2 separate regions of the Homo sapiens genome follow, and region 1 is linked to region 2. Evidence: chromatin loops called from intact Hi-C (ENCODE). Cell type or tissue: HCT116. All regions are shown on one strand. Each heading gives the region's core, and the rest is flanking DNA. Links, peaks and the distances in the headings are about the cores only. Region 1 has its middle 20 kb from the start of ATRAID. Region 2 holds the start of LOC124905979 (a long non-coding RNA gene).

Region 1 (6,392 bases), core at 737-5,736, 230 kb before region 2:
AGCAAGACTCTGCCAAACAAAACAAAACAAAACAAACAAAAACATAACCCCAATCTGGAGACAACCCAAAAGTCCATACGATCTAGTGTTACGTGCTTACAGGGGTGCTATGTAGCAATGGCAAACAAATTAACCACAATCACACACATTGACAGAACAATGTTGATCAAAAGAGAGCAGTCACAGAAGGAAACACTATGATTCTCTTTGTTAAAGTTCAACATGGAAAAAATTAAGCTCTATTGTTCTTGGCCCCATAAGAAGGTGGTAAAACCATGAAAAAAAGGCAAGGCAATGATTAACCCCAGGGTCAGGATAGTGGCTCCTTGAGGGAAGAGGGTGGATGATGTGGTCAGGGATGAGCTTTAAAAGTACCAGCACTGTTGTAGCGGACATCATAGAGGTTCACTTCATTTATTTATTTATTTTCTCTTTGAGACGGAGTTTCGCTCTTGTCACCCAGGCTGGAGTGCAATGATGCAACCTCAGCTCACTTTAACAAACTAGCCAGCACGGGTTCAAGCAATTCTTCTGCCTCAGCCTCCCAGGTTCAAGCAATTCTTCTGCCTCAGCCTCCCGAGTAGCTGGGATTACAGGTGCCTGCCACCATGCCAGGCTAATTTTTGTATTTTTGGTAGAGTCAGGGTTTCACCACATTGTCCAGGCTGGTCTCGAACTCCTGACCTCAGGTGATCCATCCGCCTCGGCCTCCCAAAGTGCTGGGATTACAGGTGTGAGCCACTGAGCCCAGCCTAGATGTTCACTTTAAACATTACAAATATGTATGTATTAAATGTGTGTATCTCACGGTAAATATTTTAAATCAATTGATATCACATGATGATCACTGGCATTGCTGTCTATTTTCAATATATTATTAAGGAGAAAAAGCAAGATGCAGAATAACATATAATATGCTACCATTTCTAGTAAAAATGATGAGCAAAAGAATATGTCAGTACTTGGCTGGCCGCAGTGGCTCATGCCTGTAATCCCAGCACTTTGGGAGGCCGAGGCAGGCAGATCACAAGGTCAGGAGATCGAGACCGTCCTGGCTAACACGGTGAAACCCTGTCTTTACTAAAAATACAAAAAATTAGCCAGGCGTGGTTGCAGGTGGCTGTAGTCCCAGCTACTTGGGGGACTGAGGCAGGAGAATGGCGTGAACCTGCGAGGCGGAGCTTGCAGTGAGCCAAGATTGCACCACTGCACTCCAGCCTGGGCAACAGAGCGTGACTCCATCTCAAAAAATAAAATAAAATATGTCAGCACTTGTTTGCATATGCATAAACTATCTCTAGAGTACTATAGAAGAAACTAACAATGATCACTGGCTGAGAGAGGGGCCAGCAGGAAGGGAGACAGGGGTAAGAGGGGCCTGATCTCTTATCTCTGTATGCTTTTTTTTTTTAAATTCTTTTTGATTTAGACATGGCTATCACAGAATTTCTATGCCTTTTTATACAATTTATAAAGGATAATATTTTAGTATTAGTAATACAAGAACAATTCCAGTATTACTAATACTAAAATCAATCCCTCCCTCCCTTCCTTCCTTCCTTCCTTCCTTCCTTCCTTCCTTCCTTCCTTCCTTCTTTCCTTCCTTTTTCTTGAGACAGGGTCTCATTGTGTCACCCAGACTGGAGTGCAATGGTGCAATCATGGCTCACTGCAGCCTTAACCTCCTGGGCTCCAGTGGTCCTCCTACCTCAGCCTCCTGAGTACCTGGGACTACAGGTGCACACCACCACTCTTGGCTAATACTTTTGAATTTTCTTTGCAGAGATGCAGGTCTTATCTTACCATATTGCCCGGGCTGGTCTCAGACTCCTAGGCTCAAACAATCTGCCCACCTTGGCCTCCCAAAGTGCTAGGATTACAGGTGTGAGTCATTGCACCCGGCCAAAGTATTTCTTAAAGCCCTATACATCAGGAAATTTAAAAATACTCCTAAATAACATCTGCATTAAAGAGAAAATCACACTGGAAATTATAAATCCTTTAAAAATGTACTGCAGCTAGAGCATCACATAGCAAAAACTGTGGCTTTAGATGGGCTATCTTAAATGTTCAATAATCTGATGGGCAAAAAAGAAAATCTCATTTAATTTGCTTTGTTTGATTAGTATTGAGTTTGAGCACCTTTCTCTTTTTTTCTCTTTCTTTTCTCCTCCTCCTTTTTCTTCTTTTTTGATTTAGATTTTTCTGTCAACTTCCTGGTCACATCCTTTGTCAATTTAAAACATTGTCAGAACTCTGTATATGTTCTGAATAGTAATTTCGTCAACAGTTTTTTCCCCTCACTCCCTTTTCCTTTAAATTTGATTATTTTAGTATTTCTTTTAACTCAAGTTTTAAATTTTATGAACGCAAATCTCTCAGTCTTTTATAGCTCCCATTGTTTGTTTGTTTTTGAGATGGAGTCTTGCTCTATTGCCCAGGCTGGAGTGCAGTGGAGCGATCTCGGCTCACTGCAACCTCTGCCTCCCGGGATCAAGTGATTCTCCTGCCTCAACCTCTGGAGTAGCTGGGATTACAGGCGCACACCACCATGCCTGGCTAATTTTTTTTTTTTTTTTTTTTTTTTTTTGAGACGGAGTCTCACTCTGTCGCCCAGGCTGGAGTGCAGTGGCGCGATCTTGGCTCACTGCAAGCTCCGCCTCCCGAGTTCACGCCATTCTCCTGCCTCAGCCTCCCGAGTAGCTGAGACTGCAGGCGCCCGCCACCATGCTCGGCTAATTTTTTTTGTATTTTTAGTAGAGACGGGGTTTCACCATGTTGGTCAGGAGGTCTCCATCTCCTGACCTCGTGATCCACCCACCTCGGCCTCCCAAAGTGCTGGGATTACAGGCATAAGCCACCGTCCCTGGCCCAGCCACCGCTCCCGACCCAGCTCCTGGGTTTTGTATTTTGTTGAGGAAGGCATTTACTACCCCAATATTAATAAAATATAGTTTAAATATTTAATATTTCAACTTTTTTCTCTAAATGTTTAATCGTTTTACCACCTGTGTTTGATGTGATGGGGTAGAAGATTCAATCTAATGTTATTTTTTCCTTCAGTGGATAGCCAATTATTTCATACAATTTATTGAAAAAACCACTCTTCCTTCGAGACCTTAAATGCCACCACTATCATAAGCTACATTTATATTGCAAAATCGATTTATATTTATAAACTTTCTGTATATTTAGATCTACATTTTCATATATGGCAGGGAAAATTCCTACTCATAATCTTTTTAAAGATTTTTTTTTTTTGGCTGTTATTGAACATTTCTCTTCCAAAAGAGAATCAGAATTCTCCAATTCCAATTTTAAAACCCTATTAAGATTTTATTAGGATTGTATTAAACTTATAGACTAATTTGATTGTCTCACATGACAACAGCAGAGAAACTGCTTTTCCTGAACGACGTGAGTGCCACATCTGTGTGGCTTTCCATTCAGTTTTTCATGTGTGAATTTTGGTTACTTGCTTTTGACAGGCAATCTCAGAGAGCCCTCGCTCTGTCTGAATTGTCCACAAGGGGTCCCCAATATCCAAAGTATGGATGGTGCTTATAGTGAGCTCCCCTCTCAGTCTTTGCATAGGCACTGTTATTTCAAAATGGCAAGCAGGCTCAGATTATTAAGGTTCAATTAACTTGCATTATTTGCATGTAGAAATGCAGTAGTGATCCTAACCAACCTGGTTTAATCACCTCGACAGATTGAAAGAAGCTTTCCATTTACTCTGCAAAACATACTGACCAGTGGGCAAAGCCCACTGAAATCCCACAGCTAGTGGCTACTCTGAAGCAATCGCACACACGTGACTCTCCCACTGGGTTGCCAAGAATCAGTTGTGTTTTTTTCTCAAATCTGTGTTTGCTGATTGTACAGGTATTCTAATCACCTTGTTGTTATCAGGTGGGAGCAGAAGGCCAGGTTCCCCACAGAGCCCCCATTAACACCCTGGGAGGAGCACCTCATTACATTTGGGCAGGGGTGTTAAGTTCAGGCTCCCCACTAGCCTCTGCTGACACACCGTGGCTGGGGAGGAGTGCTTCCTACGTGGTCTCCAGTGACACTGCGGGTGTGGGACTTTCTGATGCTAGGGATTTCTATTCTGAACACTTTATGTAAATGGAATCATAACATATGTGGCCTTTTGTGCCTGACTTCTTCACTTACCGTAATGTTTTCAAGGTTTATCCATGTTGTAGCATACATCAGGACTTCATTCCTTTACATTGTAGATGTACTACATTTTGGGCCAGGTGTGGTGGCTCACGCCTGTAATCCCAGCACTTTGGGAGGCCGAGGCGGGTGGATCACCTGAGGTCAGGAGTTCAAGACCAGCCTGACCAACATGGTGAAACCCTGTCTCTACTAAAAATACAAAAAATTAGCCAGGGGTGGTGGTGGGCACCTGTAATCCCAGCTACTCGGGAAGCTGGGGCAGGAGAATCACTTGAACCTGGGAGGCAGAGGTTGCAGTGAGCCGAGAGTGCGCCACTGCACTCCATCCTGGGCGACAAGAGTGAGACTCCGTCTCAAAAAAAAAAAAAGGTGTACTATATTTTGATAATTTTCTTTGTTTTGTGTTTTTTTTTTTTTGAGATGGAGTCTCACTGTCACCCAGGCTGGAGTGCAGTGGCGTAATCTCAGCTCACTGCAACCTCTGCTTCCTGAGTTCAAGTGATTCTCCTGCCTCAGCCTCCCGAGTAGCTGGGACTACAGGCGTGCGCCACCACGCCTGGCTAATTTTTGTATTTTTAGTAGGGACAGGGTTTCACCATGTTGGCCAGGATGGTCTCAATCTCTTGACCTCATGATCCACCCACCTTGGCCTCCCAAAGTGTTGGGATTACAGGCGTGAGCCACTGCACCCGGCTGATAATTTTCCATTGCATGGATGTGTACTACATTTTGTTTATCCATTCATCAGTTCATGGACATTTGGGTTGTTTCCATTTTTGGCTATTATGAATAATGCTGCAATGAACATTCATGTACAGGTTTTTGTGTGGATACGTTTTCATTTCTCTTAGTTATATACCTAGGAGCGGAATTGCTGGGTCATGTGGTAATTACGTTTAGCCTTTTGAGGAATTAGCAGACTGTTTTCCAGAGTGACTGCAAACTTTACATTCCCAGCAGCAAACTTATAAGAGTTCCTATTTCCTTTGGGAGGCCAAGGTGGGCGGATCACGAGGTCGGGAGATGAGACCATCCTTGCTAACACAGTGAAACCCTGCCTCTACTAAAAATACAAACAATTAGCCGGGCGTTGTGGTGGGCGCTTGTAGTCCCAGCTACTCGGGAGGCTGAGGCAGGAGAATGGCCTGAACCTGGGAGGCGGAGCTTGCAGTGAGCGGAGATCGCGCCACTCGCTCCAGCCTGGGCGACAAAGCGAGACTGTCTCAAAAAACAAACAAACAAACAAACAAACAAAGTTTCTATTTCTCCAAATTCTTGTCAACTCTTGTTAGTGTCCATCTTTTTTTTTTATCTTAGTAGGTATGAAGTGGTTCTCATTGTAGGGGTTTTCTTTCTTGTATTTTATTCTTATTTTTAGAGCAGTTTTAGTTTTTTTTTGTTTTTGTTTTTGTTTTTTTAATTGATAGGAGAGTACAGGGAGTTCGCATATACCTTCTCTCCCTGGGCACACAATTTCCCTTACTGTTTTTTTTTCTTTTTTTTTTCGAGATGGAGTCTCACTCTGTCGCCCAGGCTGGAGTGCAGTGGCGTGATCTCAGCTCACTGCAACCTCCACCTCACGGATTCAAGCGATTCTCCTGCCTCAGCCTCCCAAGTAGCTGGGATTACAGGCGTGTGCCACCATGCCTGGCTAATTTTTGTATTTTTAGTAGAGACGGGGTTTCACCATGTTGGTCAGGCTGGTCTCAATCTCCTGAACTCGTGATCCTCCCACCTCAGCCTCCCAAAGTGCTAGGATTACAGGCATGAGCCACCAGGCCTGGCCCTTTTTTTTTTTTTTTGACAGGGTTTCACTCTGTTGCTCAGGCTGGGGTACAGTGATGTGATCATGGCTCACTGCAGCCTCAACCTCCTGGGCTCAGGTGATCTTCCCACCTCAGCTTCCTGAGTAGTGGGGACCACAGATGCAAGCCACCATGCCTGGCTAATTTTTAAATTTTTTGTGGAGATAGGAGTTCACCATGTTGCCTAGGCTGGTCTCAAACTTCTGGATTCAAGCGATCCCCTCGCCTGTAGTCTGTTTTGAATTAATTTTGGTATATGGTGTGAGGTAGTCACCTAACTTCATTTTTTGGCAAGCATGTATCCAGTAGTCCCAAAACAATTTGTTGAAGGGACCATTTTTCCCCATTCAATTGTCTTGGCACCCTCACTGAAAATCAGTAGACCACACACAAAAAGGCTGC
Region 2 (6,392 bases), core at 878-5,877:
GGTTGCCCTTCCTTTCCCTTCATCAGGCAAACTTGGACTCATTCTCCAAGACCAGCTTTTGTGTCACCAACTTGGTGGCATGGTCATGGGCCTCCCCCAGAGAACCGACTTGCTCTTTCTTTTTTCTTTTTTCTTTTTGAGACAGAGTCTCGCTCTGTCGCCCAGGCTGGAGTGCAGTGGCACAATCTTGGCTCACTGCAACCTCCACCTCCTGGGTTCGAGCGATTCTCCTGCTTCAGCCTCCCGAGTAGCTGGGACTACAGGTGTGCACCACCACGCCCGGCTAATTTTTATATTTTTGGTAGAGATGGGCTTTCACCATATTGGTTAGGATGGTCTTAAACTCCTGACCTCGTGATCCTCCCGCCTCAGCCTCCCAAAGTGCTGGGATTACAGGCGTGAGCCACCGCGTCCGGCCCCTACTTGCTCTTTCTCCTTGGTACCGGGTCCATTCTTTGTTATGGTTCCCCTTTGCCTTCAGTTATTATGCTTATCCCCATGTTTCCCCATAGGAGGGCCTCACACTCAAAGACCATATCTTATCTACCTTTGTATTCTTAGCACCTTGTACTTTGCATTCTTAACATCTTGGAGTAAAATCACCCAAGCAAGTTGAAAAAAATCTGATCCTTCTGCACTTTCCCCAAGGTAAGTGGGCAAACCAGAGGAGTCTAAGAGGGTGGATTAACTCTGTGAGTTGCGGGGCTAGAGTTTAGATTGGAGCAAGCAAGCCTGCCCTGCCCCGGCTGTGAGGTGGAGACAGGAAGGTGCTGTAAAGTTGGTAATTGTTACCAACTGCATTCATTATTCATTTGAAACTAGCTAGAAGTGGAACAGGGCACTGAAATAAGACTGATTCCCACAATACAGGAAACCTTTGACATGGTTTTGAATGTTTACAAGAGACCTATGTAAGTCATACACAATTTTGCTGAGGAATGAATTTTAATTACATGCCTTGAAATGAATGAGCCCTTATTTAGAGAGTGCATCAACCCTCCTCCCTGCTGGAGTTACACAAGCACTGGGTCCAACACTTCCTAGCTATGTGACCTTGGCCTTGGTTTTTCTCATCTGTAGTTGTGATGGTTAAATGAGATAATGTGTGAAAAATGCCTGGCACTGCCTGATGGATAAATATCCAATAAATGGTGACTATCAACACTAACAAAACTTTCGTAAGGGTCATTCAGTAGGATCACTACTTGATCCCCCCTCTCCGCCCCAGTTATACCTTCTATATAGAAGCTAGTGTGGAAACTGAGAACTTGCAAAGGTCTTAAGACACACCTGTGAACATTAATGACCTGCTGTTTCCAGAATGCCGAGCAACTCAGGGCCCCAGAACTATTCTTTCACCCCTCCCAGCTTCTGCATCTCCATCTGCTGTTCCAGATGCTCTGTAGCCACAATCTGTGCTTCTCTTCATAGTGGTCACCAACTCAAACTTCAAGGGCCAATCCATGCAAAGGTAGTGTAAGATAGAGGTTAGGAACATTGGTTGGGGAGTTGGACTCGAGTGAACACACTAAATCTACCACTTACTTGCTCTGTGGCAAGCTATTTAACTCAGTTTCTCCATCTGTAAATTGGGGACAATAATAGTAAATACCTTGGAGAGTTAATATAAGGATTAAATGAGATCATGTTTATTAGATACTTAGGGCAATGGTGTGGGCATTCAATACATGGTATTAGCTATTATTTCTATTTAAAAGTGAAGTGTGGGCCAGGTGCAGCAGCTTACGCCTGTAATCCCAGCATTTTGGGAGGCTGAGATTGGAGGATCGCTTGAGGTCAGGAGTTTAAGACCAACCTGTTCAACACAGTGAGACCCCATCTCAAATAATAATAATAATAATATAATAAAATAAAAGTGAAGTGTTACATTCATTGTAGACAGTCTCCCAAAGGAGGTAAAGTTAATTGTTACCATGGCTGACACTTTTAGTTGTCTCTTTCTCATGATAATTATATATTATTATTATTATTATTATTATTATTATTTGAGACAGAGTCTCATTCTGTCGCTCAGGATGGAGTGCAATGGCACCATCTCAGCTCACTGCAACCTCCGCCTCCTAGCTTCAAGCGATTCTCCTGCCTCAGCCTCCTTAGTAGCTGGGATTACAGGCGCATGCCACCATGCCCGGCTTTTTTGTATTTTTACAAAAATAGTAGAGACGGGGTTTCACCATGTTAGTCAGGCTGGTCTCGAACTCCTGGCTTCAGGTGATCTGCCCTCCTTGGCCTCTCAAAGTGCGGGATTACAGGCGTGAGCCACCGTGCCTGGCCTGGTAGTTATTTTATAAAACTAGCATATATTCAGATCCTATGGCAGCCAGGCATGAGATACATACAATTTCTTATAACCTCCTTGGTCACCTTCTGAGGTTAGTATTATTCCTTCCTTTTTTTATTTTTTGAGATGGAGTCTTGCTCTGTTGCCCAGGCTAGAGTGCAGTGGTGCGATCTCGGCTCACTGCAACCTCTGCCTCCTGGGTTCAAGCTATTCTCCTGCCTCAAACTCCCGAGTAGCTGGGATTACAGGCGCCCACCACCACACCCGGCTAATTTTTGTATTTTTTTGTAGAGAAGAGGTTTCACCATATTGGCCAGGCTGGTCTTGAACACCTGACCTCAGGTGATCCACCTGCCTCGGCCTCCCAAAGTGCTGGGATTACAGGTGTGAGCCACCACGCCCAGCCAGAGGTTGGTATTATTCTTATTTCCACACATAAACAACAGAGGCCCAGAGAGGTTAATAACTTACCTAAGATAACACAGCTAGTGAACATCAGAAGTGGAGCTTGAACTTAAAGTCAACACCAAAATCCAGACTTCTTCCACTATCCCATGCTTCCTACATTTTCTTGTGTGTCAACATGTCTTTTTTCAAACTCACCTCTAAATGCAGGAGCTACACTTGCTTCCTGTTGTCATGTCTCACACATGCCTGGTAGATGTTCTATAAGCATGGATTAGACAGAAGGTGGAGAACTCCTGTAAATAAACCTAAACTAGAATTGCCACATAAAGACAAGACACTTTAGTTAAATTTGAATTTCAAAAAAACAAAAAATAATTTTTAGCATAAGTATGACACAGACATTATTCGGACATAAACTAAAAAATTATTTTTTATCTGAAATTTACATTTAACTGGGCATTCTGTTTTTTTTGTTTTGTTTTGTTTTTTTTTTATGGGATGGAATCTTGCTCAGTCGCCCAGGCTGGAGTGCAGTGGCACGATCTCGGCTCACTGCAAGCTCCGCCTCCCGGGTTCACGCCATTCTCCTGCCTCAGTCTCCCGAGTAGCTGGGACTACAGGCGCCCGCCACCACGCCCAGCTAATTTTTTGTATTTTTAGTAGAGACGGGGTTTCACCGTGTTAGCCAGGATGGTCTCCATCTCCTGACCTTGTGATCCGCCCGCCTCGGCCTCCCAAAGTGCTGGGATTACAGGCGTGAGCCACCGCGCCTGGCCCGGCATTCTGTGTTTGTATTTGCTGTATCTGGCAACCTTATCCTAAATTCTGAGATTGGTCTTGAAAGGGACAGCTTCCTCCAGGGAGCTCCAGACGGGAGAAGGCTGCTATGGCCACTCACTCGCACTCGAGGCAGAGGAGCCTGAGCTGCTCTGGGGGCAGGGATTGGGGCCTGGTAACCTGGACACACCTGCCATTCCTTCAGCTTTATCTGTTCACATCGTAAGCCAAAGCAGCGACCACTGATGAGCTGAAAGCGCCATCTGGAGGCCTTTACAGGTAGTACAGTGGCCACGGGCCATCCCACAAGATCCAGGACTTGGGGAGCAGAGAAATGCCAAACCAGACAGAGACCACGCAGAAGAGGAAGCCAGCCTGGAGGTGGCCAGGGGCAGGGGAAGATGGATCTTCCTGGCATTTTCGGTTTTCAGCAGCTGCTGCTCTGGCCGCCTGGGGGTGAAGTCACTCTCCACAGGAGGTTACTGGCTAGGGCTTCACGTTCCTGGAATCCTCTGCCTCTCCAGCTGTTCCCAGCTCTTCCCCAGGCTGGAATTCATGGCCTTAGGAGAAGCACCATAACCTGGGTTGGCTGAGGGTATTAGGGCTCATGCTTGAGGGTAGTTTTAAAAATCTTCACCCTCCGTCCTCAGAGGCTCATCAGTCATGATTATCTTCCAAGACAGAACAGTCTTTAATCCCATGGGCCAATAGTTACAGGGAATTTCAGCCCCACTCCAACCTTAAATCAGTAACACATACGTGTATAGCAAAGTACTTAGCATACAGTAGGCGTTTAATAAGCATTACTTCCCTTTTCCCTCTGGATTGAATGCCTCTCCTCCTCACCTCCATCTCATCTTCCCAGGCTCTTTGTATGTGATATGAAAGGCTACCCTTAGCATCTCCTTCTTCCTCAGTCTGGGGGCACAGGCACTGAGGACAGTCGCTCCTGGTGAACTGACCTCCCAAGCGGGCATGGCCTGCCACATCCCCAATCCTTTCGGAGCAGCAGAAGGCCAGATTCTCAGCATCTCTGTCAGCTCAGGGTTCAGATCCCGGGTCTGACTGTGGAGAGATGAACAGAAAGGCTGTGGCAGGTAATCCAGAAAAACAAAACGATGAAATAAATTTAAGGGACGCAACAATGAGTGTGGAAGGGAGGCAAAAAAGATTGAGAGGTTGGGAAGTAGACGTCTGGAGGGAAGATGTGTCCAAGACAGTTAATCCCCAAAGTCGCTCCTTTCACTCACTCTCAGGAAACTCACCTCACAGCCCCCGAAACGCCTTGCTCTGTGGGGGAAGAGGCTGTCTGAGGGCCGGGGAGGATCCCAGGCTCTTGGAGAACCCAGGCAAGGGCAGCAGTTCTGCTTGCTGCTCAGCGAGGGCCTGCGTCGGTCACCTAACAGGCTGGCTGGGATTCTTGACTGTCCTGGATGTAACGCGCTACGGAGGGAAGGTGCCCCAGCTGCTCTCCGGAAGTCCTGAGGGGACTCCTGGGCACATGCTGAGTTCATCAGCTGCTCAGGTTATCAAGAGCTAGCGGGGCATTGTCTTTGCTTCTGCAAAGCCCCTTTGGTCCTTTCCTCTGCATGGGTGAGCACTCTCTCTGGGCACCTTCAGTCAGAAAACTCCATTCTGGAGGGTTGGTGCCACATTTTAAGATAAGGATGGTGGCCGGGAGCGGTGGCTCACACCCGTAATCCCAGCACTTTGGGAGGCTGAGGTGGGCGGATCACTTGAAGCCATGTGTTCGAGACCAGCCTGGCCAACACGGTGAAATCTCGTCTCTACTAAAAACACAAAAATTAGCTGGGCACAGTGGTAGGTGCCTGTAATCCCAGCTACTCAGGAGGTTGAGGCAGGAGAATCGCTTGAAGCCAGGAGTCGAAGGTTGCAGTGAGCCCAGATTGTGCCACTGCACTCCAGCCTGGGGGACAGAATGAGATTCCATCTCAAAAAAAAAAAAAGCAAGTTCTTAGGCCCCACATCAAAACTACTGAATCAGAAACTTTGGTGTGGCGCTTAGCAAGCTGGGCTTAAACAAGTCCTCCAGGTGATTCTGATTCATGCTAAACTCTGAGAACAACCCTGAAAGCATGAATGTAGTGGGCAGAAGTAAAGACTGCAATAATGTGTGAAATTGGAAGAGCTGTTTATGAATAAGATTGTTCTGTGTGCCTTCATAGGAAGAGTTAGGATAAAGGGGCACAAGCTGAAGATAGATAATTTAGTTTCAGTTAAGGAAATGATACTGAATAAATAGAACTTGCGGGGAGTGTGATATATGCCTGCTGAAGGCACGCCGTCACTGGGCTAAACATCCTGCGTCCTGAGTTAGATGATTGGTTAGGGATGTGGTAGAAATTTCTGCAGAGGTTTAATTAGATGTGTGCAAGAAATCTGCAAACTCAGAAAAGCCATGATTTCATTCTTCTTGCAAATCTTTTCTTCTTCAGCTCTTTATCAAGAGCCAGGGCAAACTTTTGGTTGTTCTGCCATTCCCAAGAACCTCTTTCAGCTGAGCATTTATAGCTTTTTGTTACAAACAGGCAAATACTGAGGGCAGGTGGCTATTCTAGCCTGCTGGGCAGGATTTTCTCAGGACTGTTCCATTCTGGACCAGCTGTGCAGCAGCTTAGAGAACAACTTCCTCTACCACCATTCTGGAACTTCCTTATTTTCTTGCTTATGCTGAATGTCCTATTTCCTTCATCCCATGTCTTGTTTTTTTTTTTTTTTTGAGACAGGGTCTCGCTCTGTGTCACCCAGGCTGGAGTGAGTGGCAGGATCTCAGCTCACTGCAGCCTCTGCCTCCCAGGCTCAAGCGATCCTCGTGCCTCAGCCTCCCAAGTAGCTGGGACTACAGGCACATGCCACCACTTCCAGCTAAGTTTTGTATTTTTAG

What was found. A loop is a pair of places that touch in the nucleus more often than their neighbours do. Peaks named below come from ENCODE experiments on the same cell type or tissue, not always from the same donor. Only the 100,000 strongest peaks of a DNase experiment are listed, where the experiment ranks them.
Region 1: it touches region 2 in a loop (3-fold over the local background); 28 of 110 quality-filtered maps call a loop at or near these places.

The regions. Positions count from the first base shown.
Region 1 is chr2:27,188,853-27,195,244 of GRCh38, reverse strand. No RefSeq gene overlaps it. Among named protein-coding and RNA genes, the nearest start is that of ATRAID, 20 kb to the left of the region's middle. In HCT116, for the core only: a CTCF peak has its summit at 3,531 (motif pointing right); a DNase peak (open chromatin) is centred at 3,524.
Region 2 is chr2:26,959,255-26,965,646 of GRCh38, reverse strand. LOC124905979 (a long non-coding RNA gene) reads left to right here and starts at 575. Exons shown (of 3, transcript XR_007086251.1): 1 at 575-648. In HCT116, for the core only: CTCF peaks have their summits at 3,564 and 3,767 (motif pointing left); a DNase peak (open chromatin) is centred at 3,716; H3K27ac peaks cover 381 bases.